2 separate regions of the Homo sapiens genome follow, and region 1 is linked to region 2. The links are chromatin contacts, found by Hi-C in ENCODE. All regions are on one chromosome and are shown on one strand. The core of a region is the stretch at or near the end of the contact, and the rest is flanking DNA. Distances in the headings are between cores, read along the strand shown. Region 1 overlaps WIPI2 (WD repeat domain, phosphoinositide interacting 2). Region 2 holds the start of RBAK (RB associated KRAB zinc finger).

The links. A loop is a pair of places that touch in the nucleus more often than their neighbours do. Pooled maps may share reads with other maps.
Region 1: a loop to region 2 is called in a map with no recorded cell type, with 17 times the contacts of the local background. The contact joins the enhancer-like site here to the promoter of RBAK in region 2. A Hi-C loop is called at or near these places in 6 of 37 single-sample maps with no recorded cell type and 5 of 50 pooled maps.

The regions. Positions count from the first base shown.
Region 1 is chr7:5,227,421-5,232,505 of GRCh38, reverse strand. It overlaps WIPI2 (WD repeat domain, phosphoinositide interacting 2), which reads right to left. Exons shown (of 13, transcript NM_015610.4): 11 at 4,295-4,402; 12 at 2,768-2,898; 13 at 1-1,671. The coding sequence ends at 1,559. Among named protein-coding and RNA genes, the nearest start is that of WIPI2, 40 kb to the right of the region's middle. RefSeq lists an enhancer at 400-549. Within about 2 kb of position 1,250, at least 10 of the 41 ENCODE cell types and tissues checked have a DNase peak (open chromatin) inside an H3K27ac peak, as active enhancers do.
Region 2 is chr7:5,042,333-5,047,168 of GRCh38, reverse strand. It overlaps RBAK (RB associated KRAB zinc finger), which reads right to left and starts at 1,309. Exons shown (of 5, transcript NM_021163.4): 1 at 773-1,309. It overlaps RBAK-RBAKDN (RBAK-RBAKDN readthrough), which reads right to left and starts at 1,309. Exons shown (of 6, transcript NM_001204513.3): 1 at 1,211-1,309. RefSeq lists an enhancer at 700-809 and a silencer at 960-1,169.

The sequences.
Region 1 (5,085 bases), core at 1-2,500, 190 kb before region 2:
TTTGAAGGAAAAGTTCAATCAGCCCACTTGCACCTCTGCCTAATGCAGATGTTGTGTGTGCCGCACACCAGCGGCTGGGAGGAAGCCGGTGTAGGTGAGTCGGACTCCAGCGTCCCCTGCATTTAGTTTGCCGTAAAGCCAACCCAGGAACACTGGGGCATTTCACCGCAGCCGCTCAGCTGAGGGGACAACTCCCCTCCAGCTCTTCGCCCAGCGTGACCATGACAACCATCTGGAAACAGGCGTCCCAGCCTTCCTCGGTTCAAAAACCCCAGCCTGCAAAGGCAGGGTAAATAGTTTTTGCCTTTTCCCTTCTATCCGTAACTTCCACCACTCCATAGATTCTAAAACCATCTCTCCTGCCATTAATGCCACTTAAATGCCCTCGACACTTTGGCTGCTGGGTGCCTTGGTTTGGAATGCAGAGTCTGAGGTACTTGAGGTTGTTTTAATTCTGTAAATATGAAAAGGGAAGGGAAGCGAGGCAAATACTGAAGCTTGCAACCACAATCTCTCATCGGTTTGCTGAGGAAATTTTCTAAGATGAAAATAGAAAGGCACATGACGCCCTGTGAAGGACGTGGCCCAGCCGCCTACTCTCTGTTGCTGTCTCCCGCTACGACCTCTCACACAGGTAGGAAGCCCCTGCGGACAGCGGGGCCAGCGAAAGGACAGCTCAGACGGCCACCACACTTGAGTTCTGTGCTTTCCTGGGCATGGGAGGAGCTACAAACTTTACTTAAAAAAAAAAAAAAATCACACAGTTTTTCAACAGGAAGAGTGAAGTAGAAGAACAGATCATTTAATTATACAAACAAAATCGCTTTCCTTTGCTCCAGCGAGTCCAGGCAACCTTTCAAGTTCATTTGCTGCCTGAAAGAAAGGTTTTTAGTATCAGAAAGAACCTCGCTGTCCTCCAATATCCACAGGGAAAACAAGATCAGAAACAAAAGTCCACCATGGAAGAAATCCCAGAGCGATCCAATTTGGAAAGAATTTAATTAACAAAATAAAACGGAGGGAAAATGGTCCAGGTGGGGCCCTAGGGAGATCGGACTTCTGTCCCAGCTGAAGTCTGCCCAGCACACCTGGTGGGCAGCCCCTGGGCCTGTCACTGCAGAACTGGCCTTGACAAGCAGACCCACTGTGCGCGACGCCACGGTTTCCTTACGCACTCGGCATTATGTACAGATATGAAAAAACCCAACGGCAGGTGGCTGGAAAGTGGCTTCTAGCTCCCCTATGCTGGCTTGGCACGTTCATGCATGCAAAGCGAGGAGGTTTTGCGGGCTTCACCAAACAGTTAATTTTGGCAAAAAGAGAAAACAAACAAACAAAAAGCTAAAATTCATAAGCAGGATTTAAAAGCCACTGAAGTGAAAATGATGTATTTCCTCAGCGTTATGGAGTTAGACTACCACTACAATCTTTTTTTTTTTTTAATAAAGTCTCTGCCATCCTCTCCCCCGACTCAGGTCAAAGTTCATAGCAGCAATGCACAAAGTCCTCTGTGAAGCCAGTGTTCTCTGCTCCCCGGGTCAGAGGTCACAGGTCAAGTTCAGTCAGTCCGAAGAATCATGGGCGGGTGCTCGCTGTCCTCATCCAGGCGCAGGGCGCTGGCCTCGTCCTCCAGGCAGGCGCCACCCACAGCACCCAGGTCGTCTGTGTAGGCTGCAAAGAGACGACGAAGTCACCCTTCAAAGGCTGGGGACACACCACAGACCCCATGACACACACTGAGGACTGTGTTTTGGAAACACTGGTGTATATTTATAAACTGAAGCCTGTACTAAGACGTTCTGAATTCTGATTGCTTTCTAATGAACTCTTTGCAGCCTTAGGCAGCTCGAGATGAAGTCATTTGTTCTCTGACATTCATAAATGTCAAAATGATGCCTGCACAGTAAACAGAGGCTCCCTCATGGACGGGCCACAAACTCTCTCAAGCTGGTTAAGAGCTCAAAAATAACACCAGGAAAAAAAATGACACTAGGAGACTCTCAGGGTGGGCTCATGAACTGGAAGTGCCGGTTCACAGATGGGAGTGGCAGCGAGCAGGCACAGCCCTGCGTGGGTGCAAAACCACAGGCTCTCCCACTGGAGTGCGAGTTGGCTTTTTTAAGAAGGTGGCTCACATAGCCAAGGCTGTGGCTGGAGGATCTCATGCATGGGTCTTAGTGCTGCCGCCGGAGGGGAGCCCATTGGCCTCATTCCCCTACAGCTTCTGCACTTCACAGGCCCAGCATGAAGGCAGTACTCGATGCAGATTTGCTGAAGGACGAAAAAGGTGGGAGGGAAAAGACTGAGGCAAAACCCTTGGCAGTACTTTTCAGGGTGGTATCTTGGCTGAGAGGTGGCCAGTCTGGGCCCAAGTCACGTGACCCCAGAGTCACCTGAGCCAGGATGACATTTTCTTTAAAAACGGAGAAAATGAGCCTGGTACGGTGGCTCATGCCTATAATCCCAGCACTGTGGGAGGCTGAGGCGGGAGAATCACTTGAGCCCAGGAGGAGTTTGAGACCACCCTGGGCAACATAGGGAAACCCCATCTCTCCTTTAAAAAAAAAAAAAAAAAAGGAAACGAAACTGAATTCAGCCTTGAGAGAGGCCTTGGGAACACCCATTTACCAACCTCGCTTATGTTCTCAGAACCAGTCCCCATCTTTCCCAGTGAGGAGCTGGTGGGGTGGCTCCGGAGCCAGCAGAAGGCAGTAGCACTCGGGGCTGTGGGGCTAATTACCTTCCAGGTTTGCGTCACGCCCCTTACCAAGTCTCGTTGGGGATGAAGGCACGTAAGTACCTTTTCCTGCAGCTGCGCCGTATGTCTGAGTGACTAAGGGGCAGTCGTGAGAGGCAGAGTCCAAGATCTCATTGGTCGTTTCCAGACTGCCGTCCAGCCTGGAGGGAAGAAAGCGACACAGCTCAGCGTCTCCACACAGGGCAGCCCTGCGGGCAGTACACACTGGCTGCCCTGCGGCAACAGAGCCAGCACACCACTCACCACACAGGACGCCAGGCATTCATCACGCCGTGGCAACTTTAATCTCGTCTATCTGCACACGTTTTTACATGAAGAGTTTTACATGGAAAGTCTAAAGAGGGAGTTATACCTAACAAGACAATATTTCACTTTTACAATGGAAGAACTAACTAATAACGAGGATTCACTATTTACAAAAAAAGTCAGGCTAGCCCGGGTGCAGTGGCTCACGCCTGTAATCCCAGCACTTTGGGAGGCTGAGGCGGGCGGATCACGAGGTCAGGAGACGGAGACCATCCTGGCTAACACAGTGAAACCCCGTCTCTACTAAAAATACAAAAAATTAGCAGGGCATGGTGGCATGCACCTGTCATCCCAGCTACTCGGGAGGCTGAGGCAGGAGAATCGCTTGAACCTGGGAGGCGGAGATTGCAGTGAGCCGAGATCGCGCCACTGTACTCCAGCCTGGGTGACAGAGTGAGACTCCATTTCACACACACACACAAAAAGCTAGGTGCAGCGGCTCACTCCTGTTACCCCAACACTTGGGGAGGCCAAGGCAGGAGGCTCACTTGAGCCTAGGAGTTCCAGACCAGCCTGGACAACCTAGCAAGACCCTGCACAAGAAAGTAATTAGCTGGATGTGCTGTGTGCCTGTAGTCCCAGCTACTAGGGAGGCTGAGGTGGAAGGATCCCTTGAACCTGGGAGGTCAAGGCTGCAGTGAGCTGTGACTGCACCACTGCTCTCCAGCCTGGGCGAGGGTGAGACCCTATCTCTAAAATAAAAAATTATATGTTGTTAGAACTTTTTGATCATTAAAAAACATGTAAGACAGAATGAAAATGCATTACTTCCCAATGAACAAATGTTAACTCCCTGTTTTCCAAGAACAAACCTGTACCTCACAGTGAGACAAGAGGCTCTCAGCCACGTGCACTGAATTGTGGAGGCCACCACGCTGCGCCCTTCCTTTCCAAATGCGAAACTCCACCCTGGGGAGGAAGGCCTGGCCTCCCAGCACCTCTCCCCCACCTAAGAACAAATGCGGCTCCCGCCACCCCTGCGTCGCCTCTGTGCCCAGTCCCTGAGGGAGCCCTGACGCCACCAGCCGCAGCCCGGGGCTCCCTGTCTTGCGGCGGCATTGATTTCACCTGGGAAAGCGAAGCTCCCGACCTGCGCGGCATGGGCCGCTGTGCTGGAATCTGCCCCTCTATGTCACTGGTTTGCAAGGAAATAAACAAACGTTCGCCAGGTGCCCCGAAAGCCCCCCGCCAGCACGGAGCAGCTCCGTGAAGCGGCCGGAGCAGACTCACCGGTGCTGCTTCATCAGGGCACACTCGCCGCCCTCCTGGGGGTCCAGGTTGTACATGTACAGGTACCCGTCGGCGGCACCCACCAACAACCGCGGGATCTTCTGAATTCTAGGGAGAATAAAGAGCAGCCAAATTCTAGACAACTGTCACAGAAACGGTCTTACTACATGGCGGCCTCACTTTTGGCAGGCGAGGAAAGAGACCCCAGCAAGATGAGCACAAGGGCAGCTGCAGGTGTCTGGCGCCCCACTGACCTCGGCTCACACGGCCAAGGCTGCACTCGTGTGCTGAGCCCTGAAGCCCACGGGAGACGAGAGCGGGATGAAACCAGTTTTGTGGCTTCTGGGATTATTATAGGTAGTCATCGTCAGAGAAGTTTTCCAGGATGCTAGTCAGATAACAAAACTGGAAAATGATGTTTAAAGACGCACGGAAGCCCAAAGCCCTGCCATCACTGGGTGTAATGACAATCTTTCCCGCACGCAGCACAGAACCTCCACAGGCCCTGTGTGTGTTCTGAGGCCAGACCCTGGAGCCGGACGGATGCCTGAGACTCGGCAAGTGCGGTTTCTGTGGCCCCAAAGGGTTAACTACGGCACACTCACGAGGTTTGACTTAACGTCTTTCATTAATACCGCAGACTATCCACAAAAACAGAACGGGAGCCCGTCTGGAAATGGACCCCCGCACAGAGCGGCAAGCCTAGTGCCTGCCAGGGGACCTCCCATCCCCGACAACTCTCGATGGAGTGTCGGCTCTAAGAAGCTGCTCCTGTTCAGAAGCACGGAAGG
Region 2 (4,836 bases), core at 60-2,559:
CTTAGCCCCCGCAAAGTGCTGGGATTACAGGTGTGAGCCACTGCATCCGGCCCGCATTTTCTTATTGTCTCTTTAAACTGCTTAAAATCAAAGAAGCCATAGGAATTGAGTATGTGAGCTCTCAGAAATGAAATGAATGTGTATAAAATATGGTTTTGTTTCTAAATTATCTAACTGAACTTGGTTATTGCTGCACCTAATAATCTTCTATTAAGAAAACTAGGATACGGGAGAAAGAACACTGGCCTGGGAGATAAGACTCCTGAGTTCTACTATGAGCAACTCTACCCACAAAGCCAGTGACCCGGTCAAGTCACCCACCTGCTAAGGCCCAGTCTCTTCCCCTAGCAACTGAGGCAGCAAGAGAGAATCCCTGCAGACTGTTCCTGCATTACTACCAGTCTCCAGGGCAGATCTAAGGGGGGAATCAGCAGACACTTAAATGAGAGAACAGAGGCGCTGACGGACGTTTAGAGGAGGTCGAAATCTGGAGCACGGAAAGGAGGAGGAAGGGCTGTTAGGGGTTAGCGGGGAGTGGAGACGACGTCCGCAGCTGAGGCTGGTGACACCCTCCAGGCCCCCATAAGCCTCGTCCTCCCAGATTTCCCATGCAGCGCCTGTTCGGTGCAGCCGGACCCTGCCCTCAAACCCAAACACACGTCTCTCCTGCAAGCGATCGAGACCCTCCCCCTGCCCCACACTCTAAGGTCCCCAACACACGGTGACTTCACTCAGGCCCTTCTCGCTCCGGGCCCGAAAACCCAAGACCTACCCTTCTGGGGCTCCGCAGCCTCTGCCCCACGGCTCCCGAGAGGCCGGGGCGGGGCTGCTGTCGCTGGCGCGCGTCTGCTCGCGAGGTCCCCTCCTGTCCACCTCACTAAGGTTGTTCTGCTCCCGAGGGGCCCGGGCCGGGCCTAAGGGGCAAATCCAGGCGGGTGTCCTTCCCGGGACCCAGATCCGCCTCCCTCGGGCTCACCGTACAGCGGCAGCCTGGGCCAGGCCGCCAGGACACACACGGGCCAGGCCCGCGTCCCGCCGCCCCTTCGCCTCCGCCGCCACCTCCGCCACCTCCCGTCCGGCCCCTCTGGCCCCAGCGCCGCCGGCTCCGGGGCTCAAGCTCGGGGGTCCCCGCTCAAGCCTCCACCCGGCCCGCGCGAACCCTGGCCTGCACACCCCCGCGCCCGCCTAGGTGCTGGCCCGGGCGCTCAACCTCCAGCCCCGCAGGCTCCGCGATTCTCGTCCACTGGAGGCCAAAGCCTGGGAACTAGAGCAAGCGGTGACCTGAGGACGCACAGGAAGCGAGGGCAGTGCAGCGGCGGCGCGCATGCGCGAACACGCACACAGAGAGAGGTGCACACGCGCAGGAGTGCACCGGAAGTCAGCCTCCGGGGCCCACAGCTGGTCCCAGGACAAGCACCCTACTCTATTTCCCATGAGCCTACGCGCCCCCCAAGTTTAGGGGCCGTTTTAAATGTCTCTACCCTGCCTAAAGGTTAAGAAGCTCCAGGCTATGAGCTTTGGGAGCTCTGAACCCCTGATTGAACTTCGCATTTGTCTTTACTCCCTTTTAGGGTCAAGTCCAGGGCTGCCTGACTGGGTCCTGGAGCCCAAGGCCTCTGGGTTAGAACCGAGTTTCCCATAAAGAGAAGGAAAGGAAAGGGTGTATCGTGGTCACTGCGCTGAAATGCTAAGAGAAGTTTCACTCAAATACTAGGACAGGATAAATGCCCAGCGATGCTTTCCAAGGAAGAGAAAGAAAATAGAATTTGTGGCTGGGCGCGGTGGCTCACGCCTATAAATCCCAGCACTTTGGGAGGCCGAGGCGGGCGGATCGCGAGGTCAAGAGATAGAGACCATCCTGGCCAACATGGTGAAATCCCTTCTCTACCAAAAATACAAAAATTAGCTGGGAGTAGTGGCGTGTGCCTGTAATCCCAGCTACTCGGGGGCTGAGGCAGGAGAATAGTTTGAACTCGGGAGGTGGAGGTTGCAGTGAGCCGAGATCGCGCCCCTGGACTCCAGCCTGGCGACGGAGCGAGACTCTGTAGCTTTTCTAGATCACACAGCGAATGCCTAAAAACTGTAGAGAAATCAGGAAATACACAGATCGAACGAAGAAAAGAGATACCTGTGATCTCACCTTCCCCAGGAGGATTATGTTTAGGGTTAGGTTATGTTGACCAAAAAGACTCAAAGTCTGTCAAGAGTTTTATTCTGGGCCTCCTACTTGAGTGACCATGGCTGGTGACACAGCCTCAGGGGGTCCTGAGAACGTGAGCCCAAAGTGGTTGGGTTACAGCTTGGTTTTATACATCTTAGGGAGACAGCAGTTACAGGCAAAGACATAAATCAATACATGAGAGGTACACATTGGGTCAGCCTGGAAAGGCTTTCAGGTCACTAGCAGATTCAAAGATTGGCAGTTGGTTCAGAGTTAAGCGTTGGCTGAACAGTTGGAAAACGACATGAAGAAATGGGCCATTGCGGTGGCTCATGCCTGTGATCCCAGCATTTTGGGAGGGTGAGCTGGGAGGATCCCTTGAGGCCAGGAGTTGAAGGACAGCCTGGGCAACACAGCGAGACCCCCACCTCTACAAAAAAAAAAATTATCCAGGTGTGGTGGTGCATGCCTGTAGTCCCAGCTACTCAGGAGGCTGAGATGGGAGGATTGCTTGAGCCTGGGAAGTTGAGGCTACAGTGAGCCATGATGGTGCCACTGCACTCCAGCTTGGGCAACAGAGAAGAAAAGAAAGAGAGAAAGAGAGGGAGGAAAAGAGAGAGAGGAAGGAGGGAAGGAAGGAAAAGAAAGAGGGAGGGAAAGAAAAGAAAAGCTTGAGTTAAGATAAGGGGCATTGTGGAAACCAAGGTTCTTGTTATGTAGATGAAGCCTCAGAACAGGCTTCAGAGAGAATAGATGATAAATATCTCTTATTGGATCTTAAAAGGTGTCAGAATCTCCAGAAAAGACTTCTTTTCTGTAAGGGAAGGAGATTCTCTACAGAATGCAAATTTCCCCCAAAGAGATGGCTTTGCAGGACTATTTTAAAGTGTGTCAAAGAAAATATATTATGGGATAAAATACTATGATTTCCTTCAGGGACTGCTATCTGTCATGTGATGCTATATCAGAGTCTGGATGGAGTTGGGTATCTTACTGATACAAAGAGCCTGTTCTGTCAGTCTTATGATCTGTATTCTAGTGTTAATGTTGGTCAGCTGTGCCTAAACTCTGAAGGGAGGAGAGTATGACAAGGCATGTCCGACCCCCTCCTTCCCATCATGACCTGAATTAGTTTTTCATGTTTATTTTGGATCTTGCTGGCCGACAGGGGAGTCCATTCAGTCAGTTGTGGGGGCTTAGAATTTTATTTTTGCTTTACAATTAAAATGTCAGTTTTCAAAAATGGGATCATAAGGACAATGATTCATCACAATTTTTTGGTGAACTCTAACAGTGTTCTTAGTGTTCTTGCCCAGTTGTTTCATAAAAACTGGTAAGGAAAAGACTAAAAATAAATTCTTCTGATGCCAGGAACCGTGGCTCATGCCTGTAATCCCAGCACTTTGGGAGGCTGAGGCAGGTGGATCATGAGGTCAGGAGACCAAGACCATCCTGGCCAACATGGTGAAACCCTGTCTCGACTAAAACACAAAAAATTAGCTGGGTGTGGTGGTGCGCGCCTGTAGTCCCAGCTACTTGGGAGGCTGAGGCAGGGCAATCACTTGAACTGGGAGGCGGAGATTGCAGTGAGCCGAGATCACGCCACTACACTGCAGCCTGGCGACAGAGCAAGACTCCACCTCTAAATAAATAAATAGATAAATAAATAAATTCTTCTGTTAACCTAGAATATTCTCTCCACAAATTCAGAAAATAAAGAAAACAATTTTATTATTGAATAAACATTAAACCAAACTGTGATGCCCATCGCAGGTGATCCATTAATGAGATGCAAAGAGAAATAAAGCCTCCTTTTTTTTTTTTTTGAGACAGAGTCTTGCTGTGTCACCCAGGCTGGAGTGCAGTGGTATGATCTCGGCTCACTGCAACCTCTGCCTCCCCAGTTTAAGCGATTCTGCTGCCTCAGCCTCCCAAGTAACTGGGACTACAGGCACATGCCACCACGCCTGGCTAATTTTTTGTATTTTTAGTAGAGACGGGGTTTCGTCATGTTAGCTAGTATGGTCTCAAAATCCTGACCTCTCAATTCGCCCGCCTAGGCCTCCCAAACTGCTGGAATTATAGGCGTGAGCCATGGCGCCCAGCCAAAGCCTCCTTTTTACATAGCCTGGCAGACATGATCCACTGCATACACGCTCTCAAGATAAACGGTAACTCATCCTCATGTAAAAGGACTTGCTATGTTTTTTTTTTTTTTTTGAGACAGGGTCTCATTCTGTCATCCAGGCTGGAGTGTAGTGGTGTGATCTTGGCTCACTGTAACCCCCACCTCCTGGGTTCAAGTGATTCTCATACTTAAGCCTCCCGAGTAGCTGGAATTACAGACATGTGCCATCATGCCCAGCTAATATTTGTATTTTAGTAGAGACAGAGTTTCGCCATATTGGCCAGGCTGGACTCAAACTCCTTCTTTTGATTTCTGTGTGGCTTCAAGTGATCCGCCCATCTCGGCCTCCCCCAGAGTGCTGGGATTACAGGTGTGAGCCACCGCACCTGGCCTGCTATGCATTCTTAAACACTCATCCTAAATTCACCTGGAAATCAAGGTGGCCACCCATGCTAGTTAATTACCTGTATCCGGTGAAAAAACAAAACTTCTCATATCTCCTTGACAAGCAGGTAGTAACAGCTCAAGGTGCCTAGGCTAAACTCCC